Regions from separate parts of the Homo sapiens genome. Here region 1 is linked to region 2. Evidence: chromatin contacts called from ENCODE Hi-C data. All regions are on one chromosome and are shown on one strand. Each heading gives the region's core, a stretch centred on a gene start or an enhancer-like site at or near the end of the contact. The rest is flanking DNA. Distances are from core to core; before and after follow the strand shown. Region 1 has its middle 10 kb from the start of MAF. Region 2 has its middle 22 kb from the start of HCCAT5.

Region 1 (5,113 bases), core at 778-3,277, 6.5 Mb after region 2:
GTCCAAAAGCCATTGCAGTTTCTGTGTTCATATTACCTTCTTTCAGACCACTTACTGGGGAAAGATGGTGGGGGAAAAGGAGGTCTCACATCGGGGTAAGAGAGATTTTCGAGCTGGGCCGCAGTGAAGTAATCTAAGCCACATGTCTACGAGCACATAGCTCTTACACTTGGATCTGTTTACCTAACAATTGAAGAGTTCTTTAAATAGTACAGGAGCATGCACTGATATTCCAGGGAAGATTTTAAAAGGGCTCATTACCTGCACAGTGCAGTAAATTTACATGGGGATCGCAACCTGAAAACGTGTTGCAGGCTGTCAGCATGTGTCTCCACACTGCTCCGAGTCACAGAAAGTCTGGCAAAGGGAGCTTACCTGCCTTTTACGTGGGAAGATTGCCCTAAGACAGCAGTTTCAGCCCAGGCTCTGCGCATGTCTACCAAAGGACAGAGTTGACTGATGAAGTCTGCCTTTCGGATCATTTTTATTTCATAAAGTGGGAACTGTAGATTTTTCTCTTTTCTTTCTTTCTTTCTTTTTTTTTAAGATACAGTCTTGCTGTTTTGCCCAGGCTTGAGTGCAGTGGCGCAATCTGGGCTTACTGCAACCTCCGCCTCCCAGGTTTTAAGTGATTCTCCTGCCTCCCAGGTTCAAGCGATTCTCCTGTCTCTGCCTCCTGAGTAGCTGGGATTACAGGCACGTGCCCCCACGTCCTGCTAACTTATGTATTTTTAGTAGAGACCGGGTTTCACCAGGTTGGCCAGGCTGGTCTCAAACTCCTGACCTCAGGTGATCCGCTCACCTGGGCCTCCCACAGTGCTGGGATTACAAGCATGAGCCACCACACCGGGCCAGATTTATCTTTTAATAGCTTGCCCCCTCCCTAATGTGTTAAAGGGTCCCAGGAAAAAATAAATGAATAAATAAATAAATAAATTTTTTAAGCCAGATGAAAAAATATATTGGAGTGAATGCCTGAAGATGGAAAGACACAAACATCACCTTTTAACAGATAAAATCTTAGAAAGATTACCGAGGGTTTTTCCGCCTTCTATGAAAAACAAGATTTACATAAAAAATCTGACAGTGTAAAAAGCATCTCAGATACTGACATGTTTGTTTTAGTTTCAATGTATCTATCTGTGCATGAATAAATCCTTCCCTAAGAGAGAGGGAGAGAGTAAAAAGTAGATTTTTTTTAAGGTGTAACGATACTTGCCTAACTTAAGTATTCTCACAAACCGAGGGTCCCTCTAAGAAAAAGGCCCCTCATGGAAAAGATGCTTTCTGAAATTAGTGGTTTTAAAAGTCTGTCCTCTTGAGACAGTTCCTGGATGCCTGAGATGTGTCTAGAACTGTATGAAATCCAAGAATGCAGGCAGGACCCTCATCCTGGCGCTGTTGGAGCAATCCTCATAAAGTTTGCTTGACTGACTTTGTTTTATAATGTGCATCAAACTACACCACGGAAACCCCAAACCGTATCGAGATTTCCATAAAGATTTTTAAACATGCTATCTGGATTTCCCGCTTGCCTTTCTCTTTTTCCCTCTTACTCTGTCTCTAACCGAAGCAGGAAAAAAAAAGAAAAAAGAAAAAAAATCTGGAAAATGGGCCGGAAAACTAATAGAAGAAAAATCAAATGATCTGGAGCCGATGATCTTATTTACAGAGGGTTCCTGGGGCCGCGATCGGGTGGAGTGAGGGGGTCTCAAGGTGAAGGGCGGAGCCTTGCGGGACCGAGTCTTGCTCCCTCCCTCCAGGCGCCCGCCCACCCAGGAGAGCGGCGCACCGGGGAGTTTTGATATCCCCCGGAGCTCGCTCGCGCTAGGGCAGTCCTTTTGACTTTTTAAACCAAATTTGAACACAATCCGAGCTCCTGCAGGGGTGCGGGAGCTTGGGTGGGCGCGGGGCCCTGGGGCGCGCTGGGTGTGGCCGTCATTAGCGCCCCCGGGCGCCGGGCGGCGTCGTGGGCATCTCCGAGGGGCGCTGCGTTGCTGGCGTCTGAGCGCACCGGCTCCCTGGGCACTGCCGCGGGTCTGGGACTGCAGGCCCGGCCCAGGACTGAGGGACTCGGTAGCTTCAGGCAATCTTCGGGACCCGCCCCCTCTGTCTGGGCTCCAGTCCCTGCGCACCTACTGTACGCCCCTCGGGGGACCTCAGAGGGTGGGGAGCACACCCAGCCCCACGCAGCTGCAGCCACCAGGCTCGGGCAGTGATGTCCAGGGCTATTGGGCCCCGCAGAACCCATGCATAAAGGACTGGGATGCGGTGTTCCTGTCCCGGGCCAGGTTGGCGGAGGGGGGGATGATGGGGGGGCATGGAGGGAGGGTTGTTCTTAGAAAATGGGAGAGGGGACAAACTCAGCATCCTCTCTGCCTACATCTCCTTCATTCCAGGCTTCAAGACCATTGCACCAAAAGCTCTGGCCAGCTTTAAAGATTCCAGCTGAGCTTCCAGTGATGCTCCCCGGACCCTCTGCATAGCGCTGTCTGTGTCTACACTTAAAGTGGGGCGGAGGTGACTTATTGGGTCCCAGATCTCAGCTTCTGCCACTTGTTGGCCTGAGGACAGTGACTTTTGAGGCTCTTTCATGGCCCTGGATGACCAGGCATGGAAGGAAAAGGTGTCAGAAATTATGGAGAGGACACTGGGATTGGACAGGAGTCAGGTGGGAAGGGTGCAGACCCTGGTGCTAAGGACGTCACTGTTGTTTCTAGGACTCTGTGGAGAGCTCACAACCTGTCAGCGGCTTGTCAGTCACCCTGCAAACAGATCCTTCTTGGTGGGAGGTTTTGGGGGGACTCTGAGAATGACCTGGAGCTGACCCCTGGTGACTGGAGGTCATAAGCCAAGGTTGGCCTGTGTTAAAGTCTGGGCCATACTCTCCCAGCCTCTGCAGGCAGGTCCCTTCCTCTCCTCTGCTCTCTGGGCCTAGTTTGGGGTTGCCTATTGTCCTGGGATCCTCGGCCTGCTTTCCTTCTGCAGAATTCCTCCAACAAAAGTCAGAAACGCACTTCTACAGGCCTCAAGAAGTGGATGAGGTCATATAGAGAACCAGGGCAACTATAGGTTGCAAAAAGGGACTCTGAACTCCTGACCTAATTTTTCAGGCCAGTGTTCCCTTTACAACAATCCTTGTTGGGGATTCTGGAAGGAGAGTGATTTTCTCTCCTTCCTATCCAGTTCTATAAGGTTTCATCGCTTCTCCTGTTCCCTAACGGAAAGGACCAACCACAAGGAAAAAATAGTTCTTTGGAATCTCAGCTTGGAAACGGTCAAGGCTGGTAATCAGAATATTTAGAATAGAGAAATTCAGAATGCGAATCACTGGTCTGCAGCTCACACCAAGGCCTGGGTTGAGGGGTGAGGGGCAGGTTGAGGAGTGCAGGGGAAAATACAGAAAACTCCTTCCTCTCCTTCCACTCTTTTTCCCAAAGCTCAGCAGACACGACTCCTTCATCCTCCTTTCTTGAATTAATGCTCCTTCTAATTGTAACTAAAGATCTAAGGTGCATCTCTGTAGAAGAGAGGAATGTGATTTTGCAATCCACAGTTCTAATTATAGGGAAAACTGTTATTTAGTAAAAAGGAAGGAAAAGGAAACGAATTGTGTTGAACAAGAGAAGAGGTGCTCAATAGAGGCTACGATTTGTGTAAGGAACTGTGCATTCCAGTCATAGTCGTGGAAAATGTGTTTTATGAGTTTCTTAAAACTGTACGACTCTGATGAAAATTCATAGAAAGATCTTATTTCTGTGCGTCGTTGGTTTGCTCTTCCCATCTCAGCCTTTTTCCTTCGGGCAGACTTACGGAAAACACACAGAGGGCCTTCGAATTTAAACAATAAAATACTGTCACGATGTCATAAAACTATTGCAGTGACCATTTAAATATTGGTACAACATGTCTGGCTGGTCCAAAATGTCACCATTATGAATCACAGACTGATACATTTATAAATATACTCAAATGTTAAGACATTAACGATTTCCTCAAATCTCTCCATTTGGGTTTAGTCCCCAAAATTGTTTTCAAAAAGGAAACATGTGAACATATTTTAAAGAAATGGACAGCCGAGCCTAGTTTACTTCTGGCATACATGCACACTAGGTCTGACGTTAGCCACGGAGCAAGTGAAATTCAGACTGGTAACAGGGATTATTTCTGGGCCTCCCGCTTTTAAAGTTCCCCTTTCTCTTGTTTCCCTCATTTCTCACCTCCTACAAATGGTGCAGGGAACAGGGAGCCCGAGATTTTATTTGCTACGCCTTCATGCAAAGCAATTTGATTTGTTTGTTTAGTTTTGTTTTGTTTCTCTCTAAAGGGTAAAGATGCTCCCAATTTGTGGCAGGACTGTGTTTCTTTATGCCCTAACAATCATGAGACAGCCTGGGAGACTGAAATTCTCTCACCCTGTCCCCTACCCCCGCTAGGGAAAAAAATGCTAGACAGAGCTGGGTTTGTTCAGGAGCTGGGGCGGAGCAATGCCTGGAGAGAATTCCCCTTTTCTGGGGCTGTTTGATGTCTGAATTTTGAAGATTTACATCAAAAGCGAGAAAAGCAGTGTTATGGCAAGTTGGGTTAAGACTCTTGCTCCGCTTTTAAGCAAATGCTTCAAAACAAACAAATCCTGATTGAGGTGGCTGGACCTGGACCACCTCCTTTATAACTACTACATGGCCTGCCTGGACCTGGGACATCTTCTTTTAGATTTAGGATGGGCTAAGAGTGAAACAAACTTCCAAGTTTCTCTTATTTTCCTCAGAACAACAAGGAAGGCACAGGACCAAATTATTCATTCAGCATCCTGACAAATAATCAGCGGAGATAAAAATTGTAGCCTATCACTGCAGATAAAACTTCTCTAAAAAAAACCAAACAAACAAAATAAAAGAACTAAGACATTTCTTCAAAGAGACGGACAAAATTATTTTTCAAAAATCAAATGACAGTGAATCGTAGTGGGGAACCTTGCAAATCAGCAAAGTGAAGCTGGTAAATCTCACTTCCTATTCCCTCTTAGTGAATGTTTATATTAGCAGCGCTAAGAAGAGCTTGGTTGTGTGTTTTACCGGCATGGAAATCAGACGGCTGAAGGTTGTCACTCATG
Region 2 (5,267 bases), core at 1,224-3,723:
GTGGCTCAGCTTGAATTTGAACCTGGGCCTGTCAGGCTTTAAAGCTATTTCTATTACACCAGTTGCCTCTCATCAAGGTCAGTAGAATCAGGGGACCCAAGGGATGAGAAAAGATAGATGTGTAGGGCAGATGGGCTGAGGCGCAGGAAATAAAAATATTCCCGGAAGGGTGCTCTGGTTTTGTATGGATTCAGGGCTAGATTCAAGACTAAGAGACAAGTCACTGATGGGCATGGTCCCCCATGTTATTCACTAAAGGGAAAAAGGCCAAAAGGGACAATGCAATAGAGAAATATCAACAAAATCCTAGGATTACAGGGTTGGAACCCATGTAACAATTGCCTGGTGTGCCCCTTGGTTTTCCAGCCTCGGCTGGCCATACTAGGGAAGTTCATACCAGGCCTTTTTGTTTTTCTTTGTAAATTTTCTGACTGTGTCTGAAGCTCAGACAAGTTCCTTACTTCTGTGAGTCAGCAGGGCTAACAGGAAGGGATGATCAGATGACCAACTGCTCATGAAAAAATATGAGGAAATCCAGTAGACAGGGAATAAGAGCAGGCAGAGACAGACATCCAAAGGCAGGCCCCTTGGGAACTCCTGGTCACTTGAGTGCTCCACTTGCAGGCCCTAAGGTAGGGAAGGCTGTGGGTGGGGCAGCTCCACAGCTCCCTTGAAACAAAGATGATGCCTGCTTTGCCAATATTGAGGTTTGGCCACCTGATGGTCGTCCACCAACTCTGGCCTCCATGCGCACTGCGGGTACTGACCACCCCTTTGGGCGCAACTGCACAAGGGGGAAGGGTGGTCAGTCCAGTGGTATGGGCTGATCACTCCTCGCCGTGCTCGGCTGGGTTGACTCTGACTGATGCTGCCCAAGTATGAGTGTGTGTAACTGGGCAGGACTGGCCAGGCCCACACGGAGAGGTTGCTGAAAGCCTTGTTAAGGAAGTACTTCTGACTAGGCAATCCAATTACATAATGCTGCAAAAATAACTCTGGGCTGGGAGTCTTGAGAGTGACGTATTTTGTTAACAGAGAGGGGTATCAAATATCTGTCTTTTAACCCGAGGGCTGAAAGTACACTTGTGCATACTGACTGGCCTCTCACCCTCTCCCCCAATAAGGGATGTTAAGCGGGTGGCAGGGGGGAAGCAAAAGAAGAAGCAATGATGCACACTTGTTTTTTCCCCTCCTTTTTCCCAGGTGCAACTAAAGCCAACTGTTCAGTTTAGCTATATTCTGCCAGCTCACGTGTCCGTCTACAGAATCGTGCACACCCAAATTAGCCATGCAGTGCTATAAACTGATCAGGGAAGATTAAGCAAAAGAAATGAGGGAGAGAATAAGAAATGAGAGAAAAACAGAATGAAAGGTGGTTTTGTTTTATTTTTTGGTGGGTAGAGAAGGGGAAGGGGTGAATTGTCTCATTATATTCATGAAGACTAGACTAGGACTCCTAGCTTCCCACTAAGGTGACCAACTGGTCCCAGTTTACCTAAGACTGTCCCACATTTAAAACTGCATCTTAGGAACCCACTCATTTCTGAAAAACTGAGTTGGTCACTCCACTTCCCACGGGCTTTGGCCAAATTTCCACCCGGTCAGAAAATAACTGGTCATAATGGTATATCCTGTCAATCCAAAATTGTTCGAAGAGTGATCTAAATGAGATATTTCATCATGGACGCAAAAGCCTTATTTCCAGGCATTTGAAGAAAGATCCATACACTTCTTCCTCCCACTACCATTTTGGATTCTAGAGCTTTCCAGGTGGAAAAATTACCTGCTTCATTCAGTTTGCTTTCAGATAAAGTTTCCAGAGGTCCCTTTCCCATTTTAAAGTGCCCCGAACTCCTGCCATGTTTTGCTTGAGAATCCTTTCATACCATTTTTAAAGAACACTGCTTGAAAGTCATTGTACCTTTTTTCAACTTCTTTTCTGTTGTGGGGTCTCCATTCCTTCCTGGGGCACCAGGGTCACACACTGAACTGTATCAAACTCTTTTAATGTATTCTCATTGAATCTGTTAGCATTTTCTGTTTCCTAATGTTGATAATTATTGCATCTGATCCTTTCACTCTAAACTGCGGCCGTGCAATTCATCCTTAATCTAGATCCATCTGAGCCCCTTCCAAAGAAGACACAAAGATAAGCTATCCCTGGCCCAAGACACTCATAGCATCTGAGCTTAGATTCACATTTGTCCCCACCTCTATTATTTTTTTTTAATCAAAATGTTTCCAAACCCCTTGAGCTAATTATAAAAGCGAATAGCTTTTCCTCTCCGAATCATATTCCTTGACTTGTAAGAATGCAATTCCACTCTGAGACCACCTTGTCGCAGACGTGAAAACCTGCTTGCCGAGGACGCAGCAGAGAGGAAAGGGTGAAGCGGGATTCGTCTCCCGCCCTCCCTCGGCAGGCACTGCCTTTATGGAGTCTATTTCCAGTCTGTTTACCTGGCAAGGACCACGTGACCAATCCAGAAGGAAATGCTGACATCATTGTCTCTCTCTCTCTCTCTCTCGCACATGTGAGCCTCCCTCCCTCCCCAGGCCGCCTGCATTCCGGTATCCATCCTCTCTGCCTCTCTCCAGCGCCCGGTCCCCTCCCCCACCACTCACGCCTTCCACCACTTATTTCTCTGTCTTTCTCATGTCACACTTTCCTTTGTTTTCTTTTCCCCTTGCGGGCTGGTTCCTAGACCGTCTTGCGCGCGCGCGCGCGCGCGCGCGCACACACACACACACACACACACACACACACACATCTGGGTGCCCTTTTCTTTCTCCCTCCCCTACCCCGCCCCCCAACCCTCCCCCCCGCCCCCCGCTTTTCAGTTTTTTCAGATCTGTGGCCATTGAGCCCTCACTCTTTTAAAAACACCTTTCCTCTTTCTCTCTAGATTTGAGATTTCTAAATTAAAAAAAAAAAAAAAAGTCTGGAGGCCTAAAAAGTCTTCTGGGCCAGGGGTAGGGGGAGGAGGGCCAGGCAAGGCTGCGGAGTCCAGCCATTCAATTTCCTGCTCCACTGAGCTTCGAGATTTCGGTGTTGGGGGTTTGGTCAAACATGCTTTCTTTCTTTATTTATGTACAGCTTCTCTTCTTCTAGTCTCCATTCCACGTTTTCCCACCCTGCTGCTGACCAGGCTCCCCTGCCTTCCCCACTGCCAGACCACAGGTCCCAGCAGCTCCTGGCCTTGAGCGGAGGGAGGGAGGGAGGGAGCACGTGCAACTCGCTCCTGGTCTTTTCTCTGCTGCTGCTGCTGCTGCTGCCGCCGCCGCCGCCGCCGCCGATACTGCTGCTCATTCTATCAGGGGCTGGGGAGGCTGCTCAGCATCCTCCCAGCCTGAGACCCGGGGAGCTGGGAAAGCCAGGATGCAGAGAGGAGGGGAGGAGTGGCAGTCCATGCAGGTGCCTCCTGCCTGTTCAAAGGCCTATTTATAGGAAGAACCAGCAGGCAGGGCTCTGGGGTTTGGCTGCTCCTGGGCAGCTTTCTTGGTGCACGTGGGCACAGAGCCAGAGCATGCAGTTTAGAGGAAATGTTTAATAAAGACATGGGAGCCTCAAAGTGTTTATTTATTCTCACAGAAAGGTGGAGATAGGGTGTGCCTGGAAACTGCTTTGAAAGCGGACAGCAAGGTAGTGAGGCCACAGGGTGACACCACTGGGAATCAAAGGGAACAGCTGTCTCAGGCCAAGGGGCACAAGGCAGACACTGATGGGCCCCATTGCTTCCACCTCCCACCCTAGGCTGTTCTGAGTGGGATGATACCCCTTTTAGCTTGGAAGTGGGACATGGAAGAAGATATGAAGGGTCACATGAGAGTGAGACAATTAAGTAGTCATTACTTAGGGGTAAATTCATAATCCCCAGCACTCAGAAAGGTGGGATTCTACCTGGAGGGCATGAGTACTTCGATGGGTATGTTCACCACTGGGTTGGATAGAAAATCAGAAATGTAGGCCAGGTGGGGTGGCTCACGCCTTTAATCCCAACACTTTGGGAGGAAGGTGGATCACTGGAGGTCAGGAGTTCAAGACCAGCCTGGCCAACACAGTGAAACGCCATTGCTACTAAAAATGCAAAATTTAGCCAGGCGTGGTGGGGGCGCCTGTAATCCCAGCTACTCAGGAGGCTGAGGCAGGAGACTCGCTTGAACCCAGGGGGTGGAAGTTGCAGTGAGCCGAGATCGTGCCATTGCACTTCAGCCTGAGCAACAAGAGTGAAACTCCGTCTCAAAAAAAAAAAAAAAAAAGGAAAATCAAAAATATAGGATCCTATTGGAAGACCCTACTAAGACCTAGAGGTGGGACTCTGAATGTTAATATAGTACCTGCCTTCAGTGTTTGGGTTCATTCCTATTTCTTTGTTTTTAGAGACAGAATCTTGCTTTGTCACCCAGGCTGGAGTGCAGTGGCATGATCATAACTCATTGCAGCCTCCAACACCTGGGCTGAAGCAGTCCTCCCACTTCAGCCTCCTGAGTAGCTGGGACTACAGGCACATGCCACCATGCCAGGCTAATTTGTTTTACAAATTTTTTGTAGAGACAGGGTCTTGCTATGTTGCCCAGGCTGGTCTCGAACTCCTGGCTTCAAGTATCCTCCCACCTCTGTCTTCCAAAGTGCTGGGATTACCGGCATGAGCCACTGTGCCCAGCGCATTCCTATTTCTTTCTTTCTTTCTTTTTCTATTTTTTTTTTTATTTGAGACGGAGTCTCACTCTGTGCCCAGACTGGAGTGCATTGGCACAATCTCGGCTCACTGCAACCTCCATTTCCCGGGTTTAAGCGATTCTCCTGCCTTAGCCTCTCAAGTAGCTGGGATTACAGGCATGCACCACAATGCCCGGCTAATTTTTTCTATTTTAGTAGAGACGAGGTTTCACTGTGTTGCCCAGGCTGGTCTCAAACTCCTGAGCTCTGGCAATCTGCTTGCCTCGGCCTCCCAAAGTGCTAGGATTACAGGCGTGAGCTACCGTGCCCAGCCTCCTATTACTTAAGACACATTTCTAGTACTATGCCCATTGAAATGGCCCTGGCAGCCAGTCAGAAGAGAATCCAGTTATTATGAGGCTACCTTCTAGAGACCTGTTCCTTCAGCAAAGTATAAAGACAGCAGGGAGGGGTGTGGTGGAAGAGGTCGGTCATAGATATGTCTCTCCAGGATCAACAGGATCTAAATCCTCTTCAGATATGCTGGAAATCTAGAACTTCCTACAGGCTTTAAACATTTTGTACAAGTTCTAATTTTAAACTTCTA

The links. A loop is a pair of places that touch in the nucleus more often than their neighbours do. Pooled maps may share reads with other maps.
Region 1: a map of psoas muscle shows a loop between it and region 2 (34-fold over the local background). The contact joins two enhancer-like sites. A Hi-C loop is called at or near these places in 1 of 168 maps with a recorded cell type or tissue (psoas muscle) and 2 of 50 pooled maps.

The regions. Positions count from the first base shown.
Region 1 is chr16:79,587,909-79,593,021 of GRCh38, forward strand. It overlaps a transcript of MAF not described here. Among named protein-coding and RNA genes, the nearest start is that of MAF, 10 kb to the right of the region's middle. Within about 2 kb of position 2,028, at least 11 of the 41 ENCODE cell types and tissues checked have a DNase peak (open chromatin) inside an H3K27ac peak, as active enhancers do; they include psoas muscle, where a contact is called at or near this core.
Region 2 is chr16:73,068,203-73,073,469 of GRCh38, forward strand. It overlaps a transcript of ZFHX3 not described here. Among named protein-coding and RNA genes, the nearest start is that of HCCAT5, 22 kb to the right of the region's middle. Within about 2 kb of position 2,474, at least 32 of the 41 ENCODE cell types and tissues checked have a DNase peak (open chromatin) inside an H3K27ac peak, as active enhancers do; they include psoas muscle, where a contact is called at or near this core.